Linked DNA regions of Homo sapiens: region 1 is linked to region 2. Evidence: read pairs that join two places in POLR2A ChIA-PET (ENCODE). Cell type or tissue: Panc1. All regions are shown on one strand.

What was found. Peaks named below come from ENCODE experiments on the same cell type or tissue, not always from the same donor. Only the 100,000 strongest peaks of a DNase experiment are listed, where the experiment ranks them.
Region 1: POLR2A ChIA-PET joins it to region 2 with 20 read pairs; 5 of 35 experiments call an interaction of 5 or more read pairs at or near these places.

What each region holds. Positions count from the first base shown.
Region 1 is chr17:78,216,286-78,221,285 of GRCh38, reverse strand. It overlaps BIRC5 (baculoviral IAP repeat containing 5), which reads right to left. Exons shown (of 4, transcript NM_001168.3): 3 at 4,505-4,622. Among named protein-coding and RNA genes, the nearest start is that of BIRC5, 4.5 kb to the right of the region's middle. In Panc1, no CTCF peak of the experiment used is centred here; no DNase peak of the experiment used is centred here.
Region 2 is chr17:78,340,558-78,345,557 of GRCh38, reverse strand. It overlaps LOC105371912 (a long non-coding RNA gene), which reads right to left. Exons shown (of 2, transcript NR_188632.1): 2 at 1-1,593. Among named protein-coding and RNA genes, the nearest start is that of SOCS3, 17 kb to the left of the region's middle. RefSeq lists enhancers at 240-744, 2,771-3,276 and silencers at 3,323-3,432, 3,643-3,902. In Panc1, no CTCF peak of the experiment used is centred here; no DNase peak of the experiment used is centred here; H3K4me3 peaks cover 1,722 bases; H3K27ac peaks cover 4,365 bases.

The sequences.
Region 1 (5,000 bases), 120 kb after region 2:
AGCAAGACCCTGCCAAAGAAAACAAACAAAACACTCCTGCCACCCAGGTCTACAACTCGCCTCTCCTTCTAGTGCTTCGTTTTGTCCTCATCACAAGTATTTACCAAGTAAACTCTTATGAAGAACTAAGTTGTTCAGTTTATTTCCACATTAAATTTATTTCCTGATCGATTTTCACACTGGTTCTAATTTATTTCATTGTTTCAAAAGCTAAGCACCGAGGCAGCAGCAGGAACAAGAATCAGCGCCCAATGCATCGCCCTGGATGGCCGGGCCTCAGCTTCCACAGCAGCGCCCTCCTGGCACCCTGGCAAGGCAGCAGACAGGGGCATCCTGCCATCAAATCTGGGATCTTGGGAATCCCCAGCATCACCAGCAACAGCATCCTTGTCTTCAGGATTTGTATAGCGCAACACACGCACCTGTGGTCCCAGCTACTTGGGAAGCTGAGGTGGGAGAATCATTTGAGCCCAGGGGGTCGAGGCTGAGGTGAGCCAAGATCACACCACTGCACTCAGCCTGGGTGACAGAGTAAGACCCCGTCTCAAAAAAACAACAAAAAAAAGATTATATTGTTTCAAAATTAAAGTAATAAAAACAAATCCATAAAAGTATTCTGTATTCTGAATTGGGGAAAACAAACAAACAAAAAAAACAGTTCAAAATAAAAGCCAAGCAGTTTTTAAATCTCCCTACTTTTCTTGCAGGCTGTAATGTCTCCCCTCTTTCCAGTGTGGCTGGGTCTGACTATCAGGAGATAGAGACCGAGAGGTCTCCTGCAGGGACTGAGGCCTCTACTTCTGCCTACTGCGCCTTCAGCTCACACATCATGAAAGCCTACTTTTTTTTTTTTTTTTTGAGACGGAGTCTCGCTCTGTCGCCCAGGCTGGAGTGCAGTGGCGCGATCTCGGCTCACTGCAAGCTCCACCTCCCAGGTTCACGCCATTCTCCTGCCTCAGCCTCCCGAGTAGCTGGGACTACAGGCGCCCGCCACCACGCCCAGCTAATTTTTTGTATTTTTAGTAAAGACGGGGTTTCACCATGTTAGCCAGGATGGTCTCGATCTCCTGACCTCGTGATCCACCCGCCTCGGCCTCCCAAAGTGCTGGGATTACAGGCGTGAGCCACCATGCCCGGCCCTGAAAGTCTACTTTTCTTAATCACATCTTCCAACAGGTGAGTGGACTCCCCCTACCAGACTGCATCTTCATCCCTGTAACCCTAGAGCGGAGCACCCCGCAGCGTCCACCAGCACTTCAGGGCTTTCTGGAACTGGATGGTGTCAGATTTCAGTTGCTCTATTTGCAAGGGCAAAAACCCTCTGTCTTTCTCAGCGCTCTGGGACCTGGTTTCCAGCTCACACCTCCACATCCACTCTGCTCCTCCCCTGTGCCCATGATGGTTCCAGGCACACAAGCTGCTCCTTGTCTAAAACAGGGCTTGGCAAGCAAGGGCCTGCTGGGCCAAATCCATACAGCCCGTCATGGCCTTTTTTTGTCCAGCCCACGGGCTAAGAATGCTTTTTATGTTTCTAAAAGGTTGTGAAAAACAACAAAAGACAATATGCAACAGAGACTCTGACCCACGAGGGCTAAGAGATGGTCTATGGCACGCTGCAGAAAAGCTGGCTGACCCCTGACCTGGAAAAAGATGATCCCCAGCCCACTTTCCAGTTCCCACGCTGCAGCTCCCACAACCTCAACCAGGTGACAAGCTCTCTCACAGCATGCTTCACCCACAACTGGCCTCTTCCTGACAAAACACAATCTCAGTCCTTAGCACTTAAAAGCCACTATATTGAGGCCAGGTGTGGTGGTTCACACCTGTAATCCCAGCACTTTGGGATGCCAAGGCGGGCAGATCACTTGAGGCCAGGAGTTCGAGACCAGCTTAGCCAACATGGCAAAACCCTGTCTCTACTAAAAATACAAAAGTTAGCTGGGCCTGGTGGCACACACCTATAATCTCAGCTACTTGGGAGCCTGAGGCACGAGAATCGCTTGAACCTGGGAGGTGGAGGTCGCAGTGAGCCAAGATCGCACCACCACACTCCAGCCTGGGCGACTGAGTGACACTCTGTCTCAAATTAAAATAAAGCCACATATAAGGACAGAATTATTTTACGCTGATCTCTACAAAGGAATACAATTTTCAAGCTGAAAAGCAACCTGAGAAACCATGGGATAGGGGGTCTAACCTCTATTTAGCAAGGAAAGCATGAGCACGACTGGCTTAAACTCAAAGTCTGCAAGTGGCAGAGACAGAACTACAACATCTCCTGACTCTCCACCCAGGGCTTTGCTACAAGGATATGGAATCCCCCAGTACTTATTCTGTGTGGGGCTGCCAGACTTAGCAAATAAGAATATATGACGCCCAGGCCTGGTGCAGTAGATCACACCTGTAATCTCAGCGCTTTGGGAGGCCGAGGCAGGCAGATCACTTGAGGTCAGGAGTTTGAGACCAGCCTGGCCAACATGATGAAACCTTGTCTCTAATAAAAATACCAAAAAAAATTAGCCAGGCGTGGTGGTGGGCACCTGTAGTCCCAGCTACTCAGGAGGCTGAGGCAGAAGAATGGCGTGAACCCGGGAGGCGGAGCTTGTAGTGAGCTGAGATCGTGCCACTGCACTCCAGCCTGGGCGACAGAGCAAGGCTCTGTCTCAAAAAAAAAAAAAATCAAAAAATTTTAAAAAGACCACGCATGGTGGCTCATGCCTGTAATCCCAGCACTCTGGGAGGCTAAAGCGGGCAGATCACAAGGTCAGGAGTTTGAGACCAGCTTGGCCAGCATGGTGAAACCCCGTCTACTAAAAATACAAAAATTAGCCAGGCATGGTGGTGCGTGCCTGTAGTCCCAGCTACTCGGGAGGCTAAGGCAGGAGAATCGCTTGACCCCGGGAGGCAGAGGTTGCAGTGAGCCGAGATCGTGCCACTGCACTCCAGCCTGGGTGACAAAGTGAGACTCGTCTCAAAAAAAAAAATTAAAAATAAATAAATAAATAAATAAATAAATAAAGCCCAGTTACATTTCAACTTCAGATAAATGACTAAGTTTCTAGTAAATACTGACACAAAATGTGGGATTTACTTATACCGGTATATACTTATACCGGCCACACTCCAGGAGCTTTAAAATCACACAGACATCCTAGGGGCTTTAAAAATGATTCCTAGCTGGGCACGGTGGCTCATGCCTGTAATCTCAGCACTTTGGGAGGCCCAGGCAAAAGGATCCCTTGAGCTCAGGAGTTCAAGACCAGCCTGGACAACACAGGGAACCCTCATCTCTATGAAAATAAATAAATAAATAAATAAATAAATAAATAAGGTGGGCATGGTGGGGTGCGCCTGTAGTCCCAATTACTTGGGAGGATGAGGTGGGAGGATCACTTGAGCTCAGGAGTTCGAGGCTGCAGTGAGCTATGGTGTACCACTGCACTGCAGCCCAGGTGACAGAGTGAGTCCCTGTCTCAAAAAAATAAAAATAGCCGGGTGTGGTGGCTCACACCTGTAATCCCAGCACTTTGGGAGGCCGAGGCAGGCAGATCACGAGGTCAGGAGATCGAGACCCTCCTGGCTAACACGGTGAAAACCCGTCTCTACTAAAAATACAAAAAAATTAGCCGGGTGTGGTGGCGGGCGCCTGTAGTCCCAGCTACTCGGGAGGCTGAGGCAGGAGAATGGCTTGAACCTGGGGGGCGGAGCTTGCAGTGAGCCGAGATCCCGTCGCTGCACTCTAGCCTGGGCGACAGAGCAAGACTCCATCTCAAATAAATAAATAAATTTAAAAATAAAAATACTTCCTGAGGCCAGGTGTGGTGGCTCACACCTATAATCTCAGCACTTTGGGAGGCTGAGGCGGGTGGATCACCTGAGGTCAGGAGTTCAAGACCAGCCTGGCCAACATGGTGAAACCTCGTCTCTACCAAAAATACAAAAATTACCTGGGTGTGGTGGCACATGCCTGTAATCTCGGCTACTTGGGAGGCTGAAGCAGGCAAATCACTTGAGCCCAGGAGGCGGAGGTTGCAGTGATCCGAGATCAGGCCACCCCACTCCAGCCTGGGTAACAGAGTGAAACTGTGTCTCAGAACAAAAAAAAAAAAGCCAGGCGTGGTGGTTCACGCCTGTAATCCCAGCACTTTGGGAGGCCAAGGTGGGCGAATCACGAGGTCAGGAGTTCAAGACCAGCCTGGGCAATGTGGTGAAACCCCATCTCTACTAAAAATACAAAAATTAGCTGGGTGTGGTGGCACTTCCCTGTAATCCCAGTTACTTGGGAGGCTGAGGCAGGAGAATCACTTGAACCCGAGAGGCAGAGGTTGCAGTGAGCCAAGATTGCACCATTGCACTCCAGCCTGGGCAACAAGAGTGAAACTCTATCTCAGAAAAAAAAAAAAAATGCTTCCTGAGGAAAACACAGAGTCCCTTTGAGGGACTAGGTAGTTTAGTGCTAAAGACATTGAACAGGGTTTGAGCAGTTCTTATTCCCAATACATACAATTTTGTTCTTGGCTCTTTCTCTGTCCAGTTTCAAAAATTCACCAAGGGTTAATTCTTCAAACTGCTTCTTGACAGAAAGGAAAGCGCAACCGGACGAATGCTTTTTATGTTCCTCTCTAGAAAAATCAAAACAACAGCGGAAAGGCAGCTGAAGGGATTAAAGCGGCAGTCCACTCCCCACGGGCCACCTCCCCACGCCCTCCACAGGCACACCCTGCTCTGCCTCAGGAGTAAGACGTCAAGTCTGAAGTTGATGGCATCAGTGCTTTGCCCAAGCCACATTCCCATATGGCACCTCTTAGCACCTTCTCTCTCCCTGTGGACATCTCCCCCCACATCTGTGTGGCTAATGTATCTATTTTATCTGGACTTCCTTAGCAATTAGTTGGAAAAGTGTTACATGGTATATGTCCAAAGGAATTACATGTCAAATCCCTCCAACATTCTCAAGGAACTGTTTGAAGTAATTTCATTTCACTGGAATTGTTATGTAA
Region 2 (5,000 bases):
GCCGTAACAAAACGCCACAAACTCAGCAGCTTCAAACAACCAAAATGGATTCTCTCACAGCTCTGGAGGCCAGAAGGCCAACACTCAAGGTGTACTGGGACCGTGCTCCCTCTGAAGCCCCCAGGGAAGAATGACTTCCTTGCCCCTGCCAGCTCCTGGTGGTGGCCGGCGGTCCTGCTCGCTCCTTGGCTTGTAGACACATCTCTCCCATCTCTGCCTCCACCACCGCGTGGCCTTCTCTGTGTGTCTGTGTCCAGATTTCCCTCATATAAGGGCATCAGTCATTGGACTGGGGCCATCCTCATACAACATGCTGTTAGCCTTGATCTCCCCAGGCCTGTGGAGTACATCTTAATTACATCTGCAAAGACCCTCTTTCCAAACAAAGTCACATTTGTAGGTTCCATGCAGACATGAATTTGGTGGGGGGGGACGCCATTCGACCCAGTACAGTGGTCCTGTAGGATCTCACATTGAGAACGTTCTTTCTTTCCTTTCGTCTTCCAAGAAAAGCCTAAGAGAGGTCCACTTCCTTGCTGTTGGGTAGAGGGACAAGTGAAATGCCACTTTATGCTCTGCTAAAGACGCCCTGAGCACTGAAGACAGGCTGGAAAGACGCCCAGGGATGGAGCCCAGCAGATGGCCTGGCCACCAGCAGGGCTCAGACGCAGGCTGTGTAGCCAGGGGCGTTCCTCCCCTCTGAGCTACCTGGCGTGGCCTGGCGTGCCCCAGACATTGCCTCACTTAGCTGCGGGATGCTTCCTGCGTTTCTCTGGTGAAGAGCTTCAGTCTTTACAACCTCAGATGACCCCTCACACAAGAAACATCATGCTCTAGAAAGCTTATTTTGAGCTTCCACAGGCAAGGGGGGTGGGAGGTGGAACCGTGGAGCTGGATGTGGGAAGTAGGGACAGTGCCACAGTTCCTTGGCAGCGTCACCTAGGGGAAAGTTGAGGTGATGCCCAAGAGCCAGCCAGCTCTTTCCAAAGCCCTGGAGTATCTGATGGGGAGGTGGAGACCCCATCTCTCAGAAGCTCCTTTCTTTTTTTTTTTTTTTTTTGAAATGGAGTCTCACTCTGTCGCCCAGGCTGGAGTGCAATGGCACGATCTTGGCTCACTGCAACCTCCGCCTCCCGGGTTCAAGCGATTCTCCTGCCTCAGCCTCCCGAGTAGCTGGGATTACAGGTGCCTGCCACCATGCCCGGCTAATTTTGTATTTTTAGTAGAGATGGGGTTTCTCCATGTTGGTCAGGCTGGTCTTGAACTCCCACCCTCAGGTGGTTCGCTCGCCTCAGCCTCCCAAAGTGCTGGGATTACAGGCATGAGCCACCACGCCCAGATAGAAGCTCCTTGCAAATCCATCCACCTGGTTGGAGAGCTGGGCCTTTCATCTGCACTCTTAGTCACTGCACCCTCATCATCGTCAGGCAGCGTGATACAGAAAGCCCTGTCTGGTCTTCAGTAGCTGAAGGGAAGGTTCTCAGCTACTCTCCAAGCCCTCGCCAATCAGGGTCTGCAGTCCCAGCTCTGGGCAGCAGGTAAACGTCTTTCCCGGAGCAGCTCTCTGGGGCACCCAGGTCGGACTTGCAGAGCCTGAGAAAGGAGAGAGGGAGGATGCCAAGAAGGCATGGGGTTATGCCCTTACCTGAACCACAGGAAGGGGACCGCCCTGCCCCAGCATACCGGCAGCTGCTCTTCCAGGGACAGGAAGTCAGCTGAGTACCGAGCAAGCCGCATGCCCATGTGGCTGGGGGGTGGGGGCACCTGGGCAGTCAGCTGGGCCATCCACCACTCTTCCGGGCCACACTGGTTCCCACGCTCATAGGCCAGATGGAGTGGGGATCGGGAGCCAGCGGGGAAACCCAGTTTGCATCCCAGGACTCTAAATCCGCTCCCCATCTGTACAATGGGGATAACAACAGTTCCCGTTTTCTTGGGTGGTTGTGACAGTTCAGTGAGCAAACGCCCATATGGCGTAGTACATGGTGAGTGCTCAGTCAACACTGGCGGCTCTGATGCCCTCCAAAAGGGGCTGAGCCCCTGGACAGCCTTTTTTTTTTCTTGTAAATAACCTGGCATTTAGGTAGTGGCCCAACCTGCTTAGGGAAGAGGAGCCACCTTCCAGGCAGCCTCATCTGGTCTACTAGCTGTCTCAGGAAATCAGTGACAGCACAGCCCCTCCGCCCCCCAGTACACACACACTGGGCCCTGGCAACGGGAGGCAAGTTCTCTCTGAGTCCTCCCTACACCAGGGGCCTCTCTGGCCGGGCAGCCCAACCACAGGACAATCAGGCTTTGGGCCAGGAAGTTACAGTAAGTCAGGCCCGCCCTTCCCCACATGGGGTACCGCTGCTTCCCTGGTCCCAAGCCTCGGCTCCCCTAGAGGAAGAGAAGGGGGATCAAGACCCCTTCTCAACCCTCCCCCACCCCACTGTGCTCTGAATCCCACCCCAAGGACATGCTGGTCTTTCCAGAGATTTTCAGAGGCTGCCTCTTGCTGGCAACTTAGCAGCCCCAGCTGCACAGGGCAGCTGAAGCCGCAACTGAATTTGGGAGGAGAGGCTGACTCACCCCAGCCAGGCTGGGCCTCCGCTAATATTCTTGGGTCGCAGCCTGGGATTCCTGCAGGTTCCGACAATAGGCTGGACCATCCTCTTGTAGGAGGCGGGGTTCAAAGTAACCCCAAGCGCGGGGAGGGGAGCTCTGGCAGGGGCGTCCATGTGTCCAGGACTCTAGGCCTGGGGGTTGGGGGTGACATCGGCACGCCCCCCTCCCCAGGCCTGATGCAGGAGGAAGGAGGTGTGGGACAGGGAAAGAGGACCGCGTTTGGAGTGCACACGGCACATTACATAATTATTCTATTTTAATATAACAAGCCTGGATGGTAGCTATGACTAATCTCTAGTTAATAGGTGAGGAAACCGAGGCCGGGAGAGGTTAAGGAGTTAGGGGTGGGTGGAGGGCCGGTGAGGGGTGGCGGCTGTGACGGGCAGAGCGTGAGGCCAGGCCCCTTGGAAACTCCCCCTCAGCCTCCGTGTCCACCTAAGCTACCAGTGCGGGGCCTGCGGCTGCGGCCCGTGGGCTGTGCAGGCTCAGAGCCCCGGGACCCGCAGGCCCCAGGCCTGCATGTGTGAGCGCAGGAGGCGGGGAGGCAGACACCGCATTTCCACAGGACCCTGCGGGATCAGGGCGCAGACCGGGCGGCGGGGTCCCTCGGGGCCTCCCCTGGCCCCAGCACCTCCCGCCCGCCGCCGCGGGGTTCTTCCAGTCCATGCCAACCTGGCTCGAGCAGGACAAGGTGATCGAGGCTCAGCGGCCCCTGGTCCCCCAGCCCCACGCCCGGCCCGTGGCCATGGCAACCGCTGCGCTGTGGCTCCCTCGCCGGGCAACGGAGAGAGGGGAAGGGAACGCGCCCGGCCGCGCCGCCGGCTGCGAATTCCTCAGGCCTTCCATCAGCCCCGCCGGCCCCGACGGGCTTCCTCGCGGGCTGTGAGGTCAGCGCCCGGCTCCACCCGCCTCGGGCTGGCCCCGCGCCCGGGATCCCGGTCCCGGCCCCGCGCCCCGCCCCCACCCCGCCCGCGGACCCGCCCACCCGGGTCCTCGCGTCCCAGGGCCGGGCCCGCACCCCGCAGCCCCTCCCGGTCCACGCGCGGGCCCCGGCTCCCCGGCGAGTCCTGCAGCTGGGGCGGCCCCTGGCGCCCGCCACCCGGCCGAGCCCTATTTCGGGCGCTGGCGCTGCGGGCCGGGGCAGCCCTGCCCGGAAGGGAGGCTATTCTGGGCCGGGCCGCCCGAGCAGCTGCGGCCCCGGGCTTCCCGGCAGGGTGTGCGGCGCGGGACCGAGGGCACACCAGGGCAGGGCTCCCCTCCCTCCCCAGCGCCGCACCTTCCTCCCAGGCCGCGCCTAGCTCTCTCGCCTTTTTGGCCAGACCCAGGTCCTTCCTTAGGCCAGGAACATTCCCTAGTGCCAGGTCGCTGAGAATGTCCAGAGGCTAAGGCCATCCGGTGCCCTACCCCAGTGCCCTCCGGGCAGGTGCCTTGCCCTGAGCCTGTCCGCCCTGGGCCCCACTTCCTTCTTTTTCTTGATTTATTTTATTTTATTTTATTTATTATTTTTTTTTTAGACAGGGCCTCGCTCTGTTGCCCAGGCTGGAGTGCAGTGGCACTATCTCAGCTCACTGCAACCTCTACCTCCCCGGTTCAGGCGATTCTCCTGCCTCAGCTTCCCGGGTAGCTGGGACTACAGGCACGCGCCACCATACCTGGCTAGTTTTTGTATTTTTAGTAGAGATGGGGTTTCACCATGTTGACCAGGGTAGGGTGGTTTCGAACTCCTGACCTCAAGTGATCGGCCTGCCTCGGCCTCCCAAAGTGCTGGGATTACAGGCATGAGCCACCGCGCCCGGCCCCCACTTCCTTTCTAGGGTGGTCTTCCCAACACCCTGTGCTGACCTGGGTTCAGCCCTTGTCCCCATGTGCTACTTCTCTGCCCATCCTAACTCTAACGACCTTCCTGCCATGGGTCCATTTGGTCTGTGTTGAATCCGCAGTGCCCAGCACAGGATGGCTGCTTCCAAAATGGGTGTGTCATGAAAGCTGTTAAACCATCACATTCAGTATCACATTGCGGACACCAGCCCCTAAGGGGCTTTTTACATACAACCAGCAAACCCATATGAGGACTAGAGGTCCAGCTGCCCTCTTGCCCCCTTGCCCCACCAGAGTGAGTGACCACATCCACGGGTGGTGGCGGCTTGGTGGAAGAAGCTGTGGGTACTTGCATACGTGGCCCTGGTCGCCTTGGGTTCACCCTGTAACCTTAGGACCATATGCTGAACTCCTAGGGGCCACACTTTGCAGTCTGGCCCACATCAATGATTGCAAGGAGACAAAATATGTGCTGCACCATGAGAATGCAGGTCGCCCACATTTCACCCACAATCCAACCCACATCTCTCCCTCCCAAGCAAAAGATCTCCCTGGGATGGTGTCTGAGGATGCTC